Linked DNA regions of Homo sapiens: region 2 is linked to region 1. The links are chromatin contacts, found by Hi-C or POLR2A ChIA-PET in ENCODE. All regions are on one chromosome and are shown on one strand. Each heading gives the region's core, a stretch centred on a gene start or an enhancer-like site at or near the end of the contact. The rest is flanking DNA. Distances are from core to core; before and after follow the strand shown.

Region 1 (5,663 bases), core at 979-3,478:
TAATCTCTTATCAGATATATGATTTGCATATATTTTCTCCCATTCTGTGAGTGTCCTTTGATATACAATTTGTTAATTTTAGTGAAATCCAATTTATCTTTTCATCATTGTTGCCTGTTCTTTCGATGTCATATCCAATAAATCTTTGCCAGAAAACTTTTTGCCTGGTTTCCTATAAGAGTTTTATAGTTTAGTTGTTACATTTAGATTTTTGAGTTAACTTTTTAAAAACTATGGTGTTAGGTAAGGGTCCAGCTTCATTCTTTTGCATGTGGACATCCAGTTTTCCCAGCATTTGTTGAAAAGACTGTCTTTGCCCCACTGAATGGTCTTGGCCCCTTTGTTGAAAATCATCTCACCATATATGCAAGGGTTTATTTCTGGCCCCCTATTCTCTTCCATTGGTCTATATGTCTATCTTCATGTCAGTACCACAGCTTTGATGACTAGCTATGTAGCAAGTTTGAAATCAGGAAGAATGAGACCCTCAGCTTTGTTCTGGGCCCCTTTAAATTCCATATGAATTTTAGGATGGATATTTCTATTTCTGCAGAAAACATGGTTGGGATTGTGATATTGTACTGAGTCTGTCTTGGGTAGTATTAATCTTAACAATACGAAGTCTTTCAATCTATGAACAGAAAATGTCTTTCCGTTTATTTATGTCTTTTTTAAGTTCCTTCAGCAATATCCTGTAGTTTTCAGTGTACATGTCTTTCATCTCTTTGTTCAAGTTTATTCCTAAATATTTTATTCTTTATAATGCTATTGTAAATGAAATTATTTTAACTTCCTTTTGGGATTGTTCATTGTTAGTGTTTAGAAATGCAACTAGTTTTTGTGTGCTGATTTTGTATCCTGTAACTTTGCTGAATTCAACATAATTTTAATTGCTTTTTAGGTTTTATTCTTATAAATTGAAATGGGGACCCCAGCCAGAGAACACTCTGGACCACACAATCTTTTGTCCTCAACCTCCATATCCCAGTCTCCCCATAGTCCAAAGATTCCCTTACCCTGCACTGCCAGAGGGTTAAAGGGTCAGTTCTAGGCAGCTCCTTTGTCAGGATTGCTGGCCTCCAAAGCCCCACCTCGCTAATTCTGTTTCTTCATTGTCAAATAAGGAGGTCCATCTCTGTCCTCTCAGGTCTTCTGCAGCACTGGATACCATGTGTTAGCTCACGTACCTGAGTTCAGTTTTCATGAGAGTTCATGATGACTGAGGTATGGTTAATCATTTGTTAAATAGTTAGATTTTTATTCCAGAGAAACACCTACTCTACAGAGCGCATATGAAACAGGTTTGCATTGCATGAATTATTTTCCCATTTGAAACCCAGAATCTCACTCAAATGGCTTTCCAACCCATATTGTACTGAAGTATCCTGTTCGTTCCATTAACTATTCACAGAGTCAACTGGGGAACCGTTGTTATTAATTTCAATGGAAGGCTAAAATGCAGTTCATTTTCTGTAATTGCAGGCCCACGGTCTAAAGAGCCAGCAAAAGCTTTTAATCTGAGGCTTTTTTAGAGGAGTATGATCATTATTACATTGAACATCTTTTGAAGGTGCGTAATTATCAAAACCTCAATAACATTGACATTCAAAGAGCCCTATACCATAGAAGCGAAACTCACATGCAGGGAGCAGGACAAATTGCGGTCTGAGTTACCCAGGGATAGAGAAATGGCCACGGGGAAGGTCGACAATGTTTGCACATCTTGCTTTGCTATTTTATTCCAACTGTGAGGCTCTTCATGCCACATGGGAAGGGGACAGACGCACTCCCTTCATATATGTAAGTTGTTTGTGGCCTCAGATATCCAACCCTTCCTGCTGCAGCTTCCCTGACCTCCTGCACCGGGAGCCACCGGCTGCAAACAGGCTGCAAACACCGGGGAGCTGCAAGCGAGGGCGGCCAGTCCATCGAGCCAGCAGAGGGCGCTGAAACGCGGCCCAGTGAACTAGGGACGTCCAGGGCCAGCGCTGACCACTGGTGGTGCCCGAGCTCCCAGGGCTCTGATGCCCGGCTGCTCCAGTCCGCAGAGAAAACTAACCGGACACTCCACTGCTACTTTCTTCCCGATGCTCATGAGTCTCACCTTTGGTGAGGGCTGTCACCCTTTAGCCACAGTTCTGTGAGAGAACCACCTCCTTTTCCCCCATAGGAGGAAGGACAGCGGCAGAGGAGGCCAGGGGAGTGGCTCACGCAGTGACAAGTGACTGCAAGGCCACCCCCACCACACTTCCCACAGGTGGCACCACATGTGCACTTCTGCTCAAAACTGAAGCGGGGTGACAGCACACTGCTTGGCATGGGGACAGAGACAAAGGAGGCAGGCACCGGGGACAGGGTGTCAGCATGTATGTGCATATATATATATGTGTATGTGTGTGTGTATATATATACACACACACACACATATATACACACCCTGTATATATATATATATACACACACCCTGTATATATATATATATATATACACACCCTGTATATATATATACACACACACACATATATATACACACACACATACATATACATACACACACAGACATACATACATATACACATACATACATACATATGTATGTGTATATATATTTTTAGTTAAAATCCAGATCGATGATGCTGGCACCATCACGTACTCCAAATGTCAAAGCCACACGTTATGAGGTTGGTGAGATAGGCCACCCACCCTCACATACTCATTCATCTTCAGCATGTTGCCACTTACTATATTTTGTGTGCACCCGGATAAGTGGATTTAAGGATTTCATTATTCAGTGTTAACTAAATTAATTTGGAAAAAATGTATATGTAGCTTTAAAAATATGGTTGCAAAGAATCTGTAGGTTGGCAACATTAGTAACGGGAGCACAAGTGAACTCAAAGGAAACAGCAGAGCTCTCGCATCTCTTACTCCTAGGAAGGCCCCTTTATCAGCCAGTCCGCAGGAGAAGCAATGATGAGCTCAGCAGATCTGACAGTCTTAGGCCAACCAGAATTTTTTTTAGAAAAGCAAACAAATCTGTCATTTCAAGCAAAAGATGCTGCCACAATAAGTGAGAATGTAATTGTTCCTTTTTTGCCCCCTGGGAGTGGTGGTGAAATAAAAGAAAGAAAATGGGAAATCCTATCTATAAGACCAAGTAAAAATAATCATGCATCGGGCATAGCTCTTACCATGAAGTGGCAGCAGACACATCAGAACCGTGGCAGATCACAGACTCTTTCCAAGTGGCAGGGATTGTCCAGGGAGCGGCTGAGTCAGCAGCAGGGCCTGTCCCACCTGGGCACTATTTCCTTCTTTCCTTTACTGCCACCTCATGTCAGATGGTGACAAGAGGATCATGACAAACAAGAGTCAAAGGTCAGATCAGAAGTCAGAGTCAAAGGCAGGGTCAGAGTGCAGATTTCTGACTCCCTGACCAGTGCTCACAAAGGAATCAAGCCCGCATCTAGTGTGGGCCCTGGCGTGGCCTTGGTGTTAAACACAGGAGAGAGCATAGCATGGTGGGCTCTAAACCCAGAAATCAGACTCCCCCGACAACTTCCAGCTCTGAGACCCAACCTCTCTGTGCCTGTCCTCTCTGACTGTAGAACTGGGAAAGTTAATGAAACTTGCTTTGGAAGCTTGTCGTGAGAAATGAATGGATAAACACATGTGAACGATGCTTGGTGCATACTCAACTTTTAACAAATGTTAGCTGTTGTAATCTTATTTTACCACTGAAGCTGAAGAAACTTTTTTCAGGTTGAGATACTGCATTCCTGGAGTCCTTCAGATCTTTTACCAAATTCCAATATCAAGTTCTCAACTTCCACAGTCTCTGAATCCTGAAGTACACTTGAGAATTTCTGCCAAGATATGCACCTTCAGAGCCAAGAGCAGCAATTAAGAGACCAGTGAAGTTCTCCTGTTTAGACACTACAACGGAAAATTTGAAAGCAAATATCTCAGACAACAAGGATGGCTGAAATACAGTACAAACCAAGAATGCTAATCATTTTCAAAGTCAAAAAGTAAATTGGGACACCGATTTAGCACAGCTTGCAACCTTGCAAAATTCCTGCTCCACAGAACTGTAACTGCTGGCCTCTCCAAAGGTCGGGCAGAATGCACTTTATTTACATTTCATCCAAGCTTGCTACTTTACAATGTGGACTTCCCAAAGGGCAGGGCTGTCTTACTTATTTCTGTGTTTGTTGAATGAATGTTGAACATGGCAGTCTACAGCCATACCACCCTGAACGTGCTCAATCTTGTCTGAACGTTGAACGTGGCAGAGTGCTCCTCATGGGGAAAGAAAATGCGAGAAGAGGTGGGACGCAATTATTTCCTTGTTTTCAGGATGGGCAGTGTGATCAGGATACTAATGTGAAATGTAATGATGCCGAGTCCTTTTGCAGTGGGCAGGGAAGGGTCACTAGGGGTGCCGGTGACTGGTGTGTATTTTTCCACTTGCCAGTTATGTGCAAATGAGTAAGTCATGAAATCTCAGTGTTTTTCATTTATCCAATGGGAGCAATCTATTTGAAACATACCTCACAAGTCTATTATGAGGATCAAATGAAATGTTTGTAAAGAACGCACAAAAGTGCAGAAGTGAAATGGTGTAGTGAGTGCACGGGTGTTAGACACACGCATGGTGTTGTTAGTCATCTGCCACCCGCACTTCTTGAACATGTAAAGATAAAAGAATCAAATCTGCCTAGAAATTATGCCAACATAGGTAAAGGAAAATAAATGACATATTTCTTATACAGGCTCACTCTATCCATTTCAAACCGCAGGGGCCTGGCTAACAACAGCTTTTTTTTCTCATTTCCAAACTTTTGCACTCATTTGTTTCTGCTGTTCTATTTCCATTATGAAAACCTTCAAACATTCCCTTACTCCCGTTTTCTATTCTTTGTTTCCTGGATGGTTTGAAAGCAGACCTCAGACATCATGTCGTTTCATCCACAGGTACTTGCACATTTTGCCAAACTTTTTGTAAGAGCAGCCGAGAACAACTCTGTGGCCTCGGTGTCCAGTCCTTAGCCCTTTGCCATTGGACTTCCCAGCTCTACCCTACCATGGAACCTATTCTCTGAAAAGTCACCAAGGATGTAAACCCAGAGACTATTTCTCAATCCTCACCCTCCCAATTTCTCTGCAGCTTCAGACACTGCTGAGTCAAAGCCAGCAGGCATTGCATGAACACCACGTGCAGGTGCTGTCAGGTGTGTGGGTGGCTGAACACCCAGGCCCTGGAGGAGCTCTCAGGTGCTGAGGGGCACAGACAGGACAAGTGGCAGCCAGCATGTGCCTCTAGGGAAGTGCAAGAACAGCGAGTGGCAGGGGGGCTGCAGGTGCCAGGCAGCCTTGATGCCGCTGGCATTGGGCTGGGCTTAGAAGGATAAGCAGGGCTTGATGGCTGGGGTCAGGTTAGAGAATCAGCAGGACAAGGCATTCCTGGAAAAGCGGCACAGTGTGAGCAGGAGCTGGCTCTTCGGAAAGCTCAGGGTGATGCCTGGGGAATGTGCATCACTTGTGTGATTAAGGCGCGGGAGAGAACTTGCTGACTGTGTCATATTTACGAAAACACACACCATGTTGAGAGTAAACAAAAGTTTGAGTTCAGAGGAACCTCTAAGAGTAGATTTTTTCCC
Region 2 (5,663 bases), core at 2,080-4,579, 130 kb after region 1:
CATGATTTTGAGAATCAGCATACTCCTAAAGTAGCCCATCATATGGCAGACACCTCAAGGCTAAGAGAAATATGAACGTTCTCATTTGTATAGGGTCATCTTTTTGAAAATGAAAGATTTATTAACACCTGAAAAAGATAATACATAGTATATAAGTAGATCTAAGCACATTAATTAGCAATTTGATTGGTTGCAGCCTCTCCTAGGTAAACTTGAATCATGAAGGTACTGAAATATATCCTGCACAGAAATTCACCAGGGCAGGAGATTGAGTAAAGTGCTCCTCCACAGAGCATAGCCTGGCATCCTGAAATAGAAGTGTAAGAATTTTTTTAAGTAAAAGATTATTGCATATTTATGGATTCTTTACACAATTTTTTTATTCTATAGTAGATCCTTTAGCTCCTGTATTTAATATACAGCAGAATATACTTTTTAGTTTCCTTGGAAAGGAACAGTTTTCACTGTCTGGTAATAAAACGCAAGATGCAATAAATTTAATCCAAAATAAGTTACAGTAAAATAGGGCACTTACTAGTTTGAAAGAAAATATTAAATGATTCTGTTAGTTCACAGTGTGGTCAATACCTGTACATATGAACTTCAGTAGGAAATTTAGTCCCAGGAAGGAAGAAAGGTTTAAAGTGTTCCAGCCAGTCTTGTCTCAAGAATTCCAATCGTCTTTTTTTTTCCTCCCTGGTACTCAGAGTTTACACTAGGTGGCATGCAAGGAAAGCTAACAAATTCAGAAACTCGATTCTGTGGGAGCAGGATTCTTTGGTACTAATCACGATAGTGGGTCCAGCTTTGGAGTTAACCATTTGATTTGTGATGGTTTTTCTTTTCTCCTCCCCACCCCAGGATGAAGTGTCCTCTTGCTAGCACCAATAAAAGATTTCTAATTAACACAATTAAAAACACATTGCCCTCTCATAAAGAGCAAGACCATGAACAAAAAGAGGGCGATAAGGAACCAGCGAAGAGCCAGGCCCAGAAAGAAGAAAACCCGAAGAAACACAGAAGCCATCCTTACAAGCACAGCTTCCGCGCTCGAGGTTCCGCCAGTTACTCCCCGCCACGAAAGCGGAGCAGCCAGGACAAGTACGAAAAGCGGTCCAACCGGCGGTGAGGCTGGAACCAGGGCCAGCCAGCCCTGCGGGCCTCCGTGCTCCTTCGGGGTGCGGTGTGCGGAGAAGGCCTGAGCTGGCAGGGCAAACACCTGAGAGTGACTTTGACATTAGGTCCTTTGTTGTTTTTAAAGAGGCTGCTGGCCACAGGCAAAAAAAATGACCTAGCAACTCTTGAGGAAACAAGTGCAAAGGAGGATGTCTTGGCAAGTTTAAGCTACTTCTGCAGTGTAGTAGACTTACATATTGTTGTTTATCTTGTTTGGAAGTGTGTTTCAAAATAAACATGTCTAGAATTTAAAGTTTTCAGAGATTGTTAAAACTGGTTCCAATTTTTTGGTCATTTCTCAGAAAAATAAAATACTTATAAATCCTATATTTTACTTTTTGGGGGTATTACATTTAAAATTTAGAAATCATCAGTCCAGTGACCATATTTATGAAAAGCTGTAGCCCTCCAAGGTCTGGGAATTTATCGAGAAGCTCTTTGATAGCTCTGCATTTGTTTTCCCTTAGGTGAACAATGTAGGAAATCCTCAAAGTGGCTTTGAATTTAATGCTCCACTTCAGTTACCAGAGGTTAAAAATGGGTTTTGTTGTTTCCTGTGCATTCTCAAACTCATTTATTAGATAGAACAATCTTTCTATATTTAATTTTTTTAATATATAGGTCTTAAGTGGTGCTTTAAAAAGAACCCTCACAAGTTAAAAATTAAGAGTTGTTTCAGTGCTAGATCTTACCAGCTAAAGACTTGTGATACCACTATATAGTATAGTTGTTCCAGAAATCTTCATTTTAAATAGAAGTGTTTACAATGCCTTTTTTCCCCCAGTATTGGTTTTCAATACCTGTTTTCATATACAATTACAAACCTTTCAAACCTGTATTCCTTCTTTATACTCAGGAAAATGTCACCAAGCACCCTCCTCCCCAGTTCACAAAAGGAAGAAGATGAAGATTCTGTCTCCCTGTTCCCCCTCCCCAGTTTTCCAAAGTGTCTGAGCATATGCCTGGCTGTCCTCAGATCATCACCATGCCACATCCCTGCTCCCTACTTCCTGGCAGCCAAGAAAAGCCCTTTCTACATGCTAGAAGGAAATACATCCAAAAAGTTAGCATTGGAGTGTTAGAAACTAGAATAGACCTCTCCGCCACCGAGCTGCTGTGTCACGCCCTCAGCCTGCTAGGGAGTGACAAGCCCAAGTCATTCTTGATCCACCCCTTCTCCCACCCCAGATCCCAGGGACTCATCCTGTGACTTTGTAACCACACTCATTCCTTTCAAACACAGAGGAGGAATTATTGCTTCATCTGACTTTATTCAAATCTAGTTATGTATTGGCCTAAATTATTTGTGCAAAATTTGAAATGTTTTTTATTTAAATATTAGAAATAGCACAAAGTCATGGAGTTTTTAAAAATTGTTATAATTAAGTAAAAATAAAGCTGAATTGTGTCATTTGTGTATGCATTCTGTATTTATTCATTATTTATTCATTTATTTTGTTTGAGAAGGAGTCTCGCTCTTTTCCCCCAGGCTGTAGTGTGATGGCACGTATCTCGGCCCACTGCAACCTCCGCCTCCTGGGTTCAAGCGATTCTCCTGCCTCAGCCTCCTGAGTAGCTGGGATTGCAGGTGTGCGCCAACATGTGCAGCTCATTTTTGTATTTTTAGTAGAGAGAGGGTTTCGCCACGTTGCCCAGGCTGGTTTCGAACTCCTGAGCTCCGGTGATCTGCCCGCCTCGGCCTGCCAAAGTGCTGGGATTACAGGCGTGGGCCACTGCACCCAGCCTTGCATTCTGTATTTATAACACACAGACAAGTTCATTATCCTTTAAAAGGGAATGACTGAAATGAACACATTTTTGTACTCAAAATTAAGGGAAGCTTTTTAGCCTAACTATACTTACCTTTCTTAAGTTGTGTTAAACGACAGTGGCCTACAAAACCATTTTCCCTTTTAAAAGCACTGTTCTATTTCAGAAAAGTTTATTGGAATCTTTAGGCTTCTATCAAGAGCAGCCATAATTTCCAGTCTAAAAATGTCAAGAGAAAATTATCTATTTTTTATTCCCTATGTATACAGTAGATGTTAGGGGAGGGATTGGTCATGAGATACATTCACCAGCCACCTCCTGTTTCTGTGGTTAACATACTGGCGCTGCCAAGAGCTCCCATCCGCCTGTGTTACTATCTGATCTCCATTGTAACTATATTTAGAGATCACAAAGCCTGGGATAGAGGTTAGAGAAACTGAATCTTAGTCCTGCCTCTGCTTCTGGCTAGCTTCAGGCCTTATCTGGGTCACTTTTCTGGACTGCATTTTTTCATCTGCAAACTAAGATGTTTGGAGTGAGTCTTTAACTTTCAATAGGTAAAGAAAGAAGTGCAAATAGCCCTAAATTTTAGGAACTGCGTTCCATGCTTCCACTAGAAACCATTAAGACTTAAACACAAATGCAACTTGACATAATTTTTTGTTTTATCTCATGTTAGAAAACAGCCTGTAAGAAATATAAGCAAAAAGCTATGGTTCCTAGCCATATCTGGTCACCTATTGGTGGCTAGTCTTTCTGAATCGCCCATTTATGAAGGGGGAGGGACTTAGGGTAGGTCCCTCTGAGTAGGCAGTTTATAAATTTTTATTTGGAAACACATGTTATAAATCTCAGTGGGTTTTACTTTAGGGCTCAGCAGGCTAAGCACTAAAGGACATTTCCTCAGAGCTGATTCTGGAAGATGGCTGTGGAGTTTTGAATTTCCCTGTGGACTTCTTTTTTGCTGAGAGGTTGGCAGGGGGGCAGGGGGCACATTGGCACATCTGCTTCAAAGCATAAAAAATGCTTTGGGGTAGCATTTATTCTTTCACTGATTATTCAAGTGACTTAGCATGGCACTTACATATTTATTTATTTTTTGAGATGGAGTCTCGCTCTGTTGCCCAGGCTGGAGTGCAAAGGCACGATCTCAGCTCACTGCAACCTCTGCCTCCCAGGATCAAGCAACTCTCCTACCTCAGCCTCCCGGGTAGCTGGGACTACAAGGCATGTGCCACCTGGCTAATTTTGTATTTTTAGTAGAGACGGGGTTTCACCATATTGGCCAGGCTGGTCTTGAACTCCTGACCTCAGGTGATCTGCCCACCTCGGCCTCCCAAAGTGCTGGGATTACAGGCGTGAGCCACAACACCCAGCCCATATTTTTACAATTAGTTACATATTCGTCATTCGTAGAGGTCATGCCATCACCTTAGAATCATAAAGAGTATCTGGTGGATAAGCAGTGCCTATTTAATAGACATTATATGAGGTGGGTTCCTGATGAAATGAAGCCTCATCACTTTCCTAAGGAGTGTTCTGTGTCCTGGGATCCAGTATAGAGGACTCCCCTCCCCAGAGGAGCTGAATCTAGGAAACCCATAAATATTCTCCCTATGAGGTGTTTGTAGGCTGTATTGGAACTGTGTGGACAGTAACAGTGATTGTCTATCACCTGTGGCCAAACACTGTTATATCTTTTACCTGTGTTCAGGTAGTTATCCCACAACCCTATGAAGAAGATGCTACTCACCTTCATTTTACAAATAAGGGAAACTGAGGATAGATTAAAAACTTTGCCCAAAATCACAGAACTAGGAAGTGGCAGAAATGCTAGCTGAAGCCAAGACTCTCTGAATCAAAAACCCATACTCTTTCCTGTACCCTATGCCAAACTTAATCCAAACTCGGCTCCCTCAAAACACAGGACGGGAGGGTCGTCTCAAGGTGTATATGCTCCATGTCTTCCCAATTTAAGAACCTAAAGAACTTTTATAATCACTGCATTTTGCAAGCCAAAATCTACTCCCATAGATCAGAACATGGAAGCCCCAGCAAAGAACATTTGTATGGGGAACTGTTTCCCAAGGGCCAGTGTAGACAGCGATCTGAATCCAAGAGAAAAACTCTCACAACTCTTGTGAAATGGTTAAATGGCAGCTAATGGAATATAGCTATGGAAAACTAAAACCTCAGGTGAAGCCAGTATTCTAGATCTTCCATGTTTGAATTTTTTTTTCTCCATCCATAAGAATAGTGAGATTTGGGAGTAAAGAAATCCTTGGGACGCGGCCTCTTTGATACCATAGAAAACATTCTATAATCCAAGGAATTTGAGAAACTATCTCTTGGAAAGCCATGTCAGCAGATCATAAATTGAGCCTCACCCATGGCTCTTCTGAGTCTAGATACTGAGAAGGTTAGTTTGCCAAGTGGAAACTCTTGTTCTCAACATGGAAAAGATGCCCAGGAAGCATGCCCTTTTACACACAGGAACACATAAAGAGGAAAGTAAATTAATCCCCATTAAACTGGCAAGGCAACACTGAAGGCAGAATTCAAAGGCAACTTATACATTTTTATTTGGTAACCCATGTTATAAATCTCAATGAACATTACCATGAAAAGGCCAATAATAAACATGGATTTTGGAGCATCATTAATAGTAAGATGAAAGATGAACTATTTCTCCCATCCATATAGTCCTGTAATATTCA

What was found. A loop is a pair of places that touch in the nucleus more often than their neighbours do. ChIA-PET counts read pairs that join two places held with the same protein, here RNA polymerase II (POLR2A). Pooled maps may share reads with other maps.
Region 2: a loop to region 1 is called in a map of heart left ventricle, with 2.5 times the contacts of the local background. The contact joins two enhancer-like sites. A Hi-C loop is called at or near these places in 7 of 168 maps with a recorded cell type or tissue (cardiac septum, gastrocnemius medialis, heart left ventricle and 2 more) and 8 of 50 pooled maps. POLR2A ChIA-PET finds 5 or more read pairs at or near these places in 1 of 52 experiments (T-cell).

The regions. Positions count from the first base shown.
Region 1 is chr13:27,531,328-27,536,990 of GRCh38, forward strand. No RefSeq gene overlaps it. Among named protein-coding and RNA genes, the nearest start is that of MTIF3, 84 kb to the left of the region's middle. RefSeq lists enhancers at 1,680-2,180, 2,181-2,681, 4,244-4,413. Within about 2 kb of position 2,229, at least 2 of the 41 ENCODE cell types and tissues checked have a DNase peak (open chromatin) inside an H3K27ac peak, as active enhancers do.
Region 2 is chr13:27,664,825-27,670,487 of GRCh38, forward strand. It overlaps a transcript of POLR1D not described here. Among named protein-coding and RNA genes, the nearest start is that of POLR1D, 46 kb to the left of the region's middle. Within about 2 kb of position 3,330, at least 3 of the 41 ENCODE cell types and tissues checked have a DNase peak (open chromatin) inside an H3K27ac peak, as active enhancers do.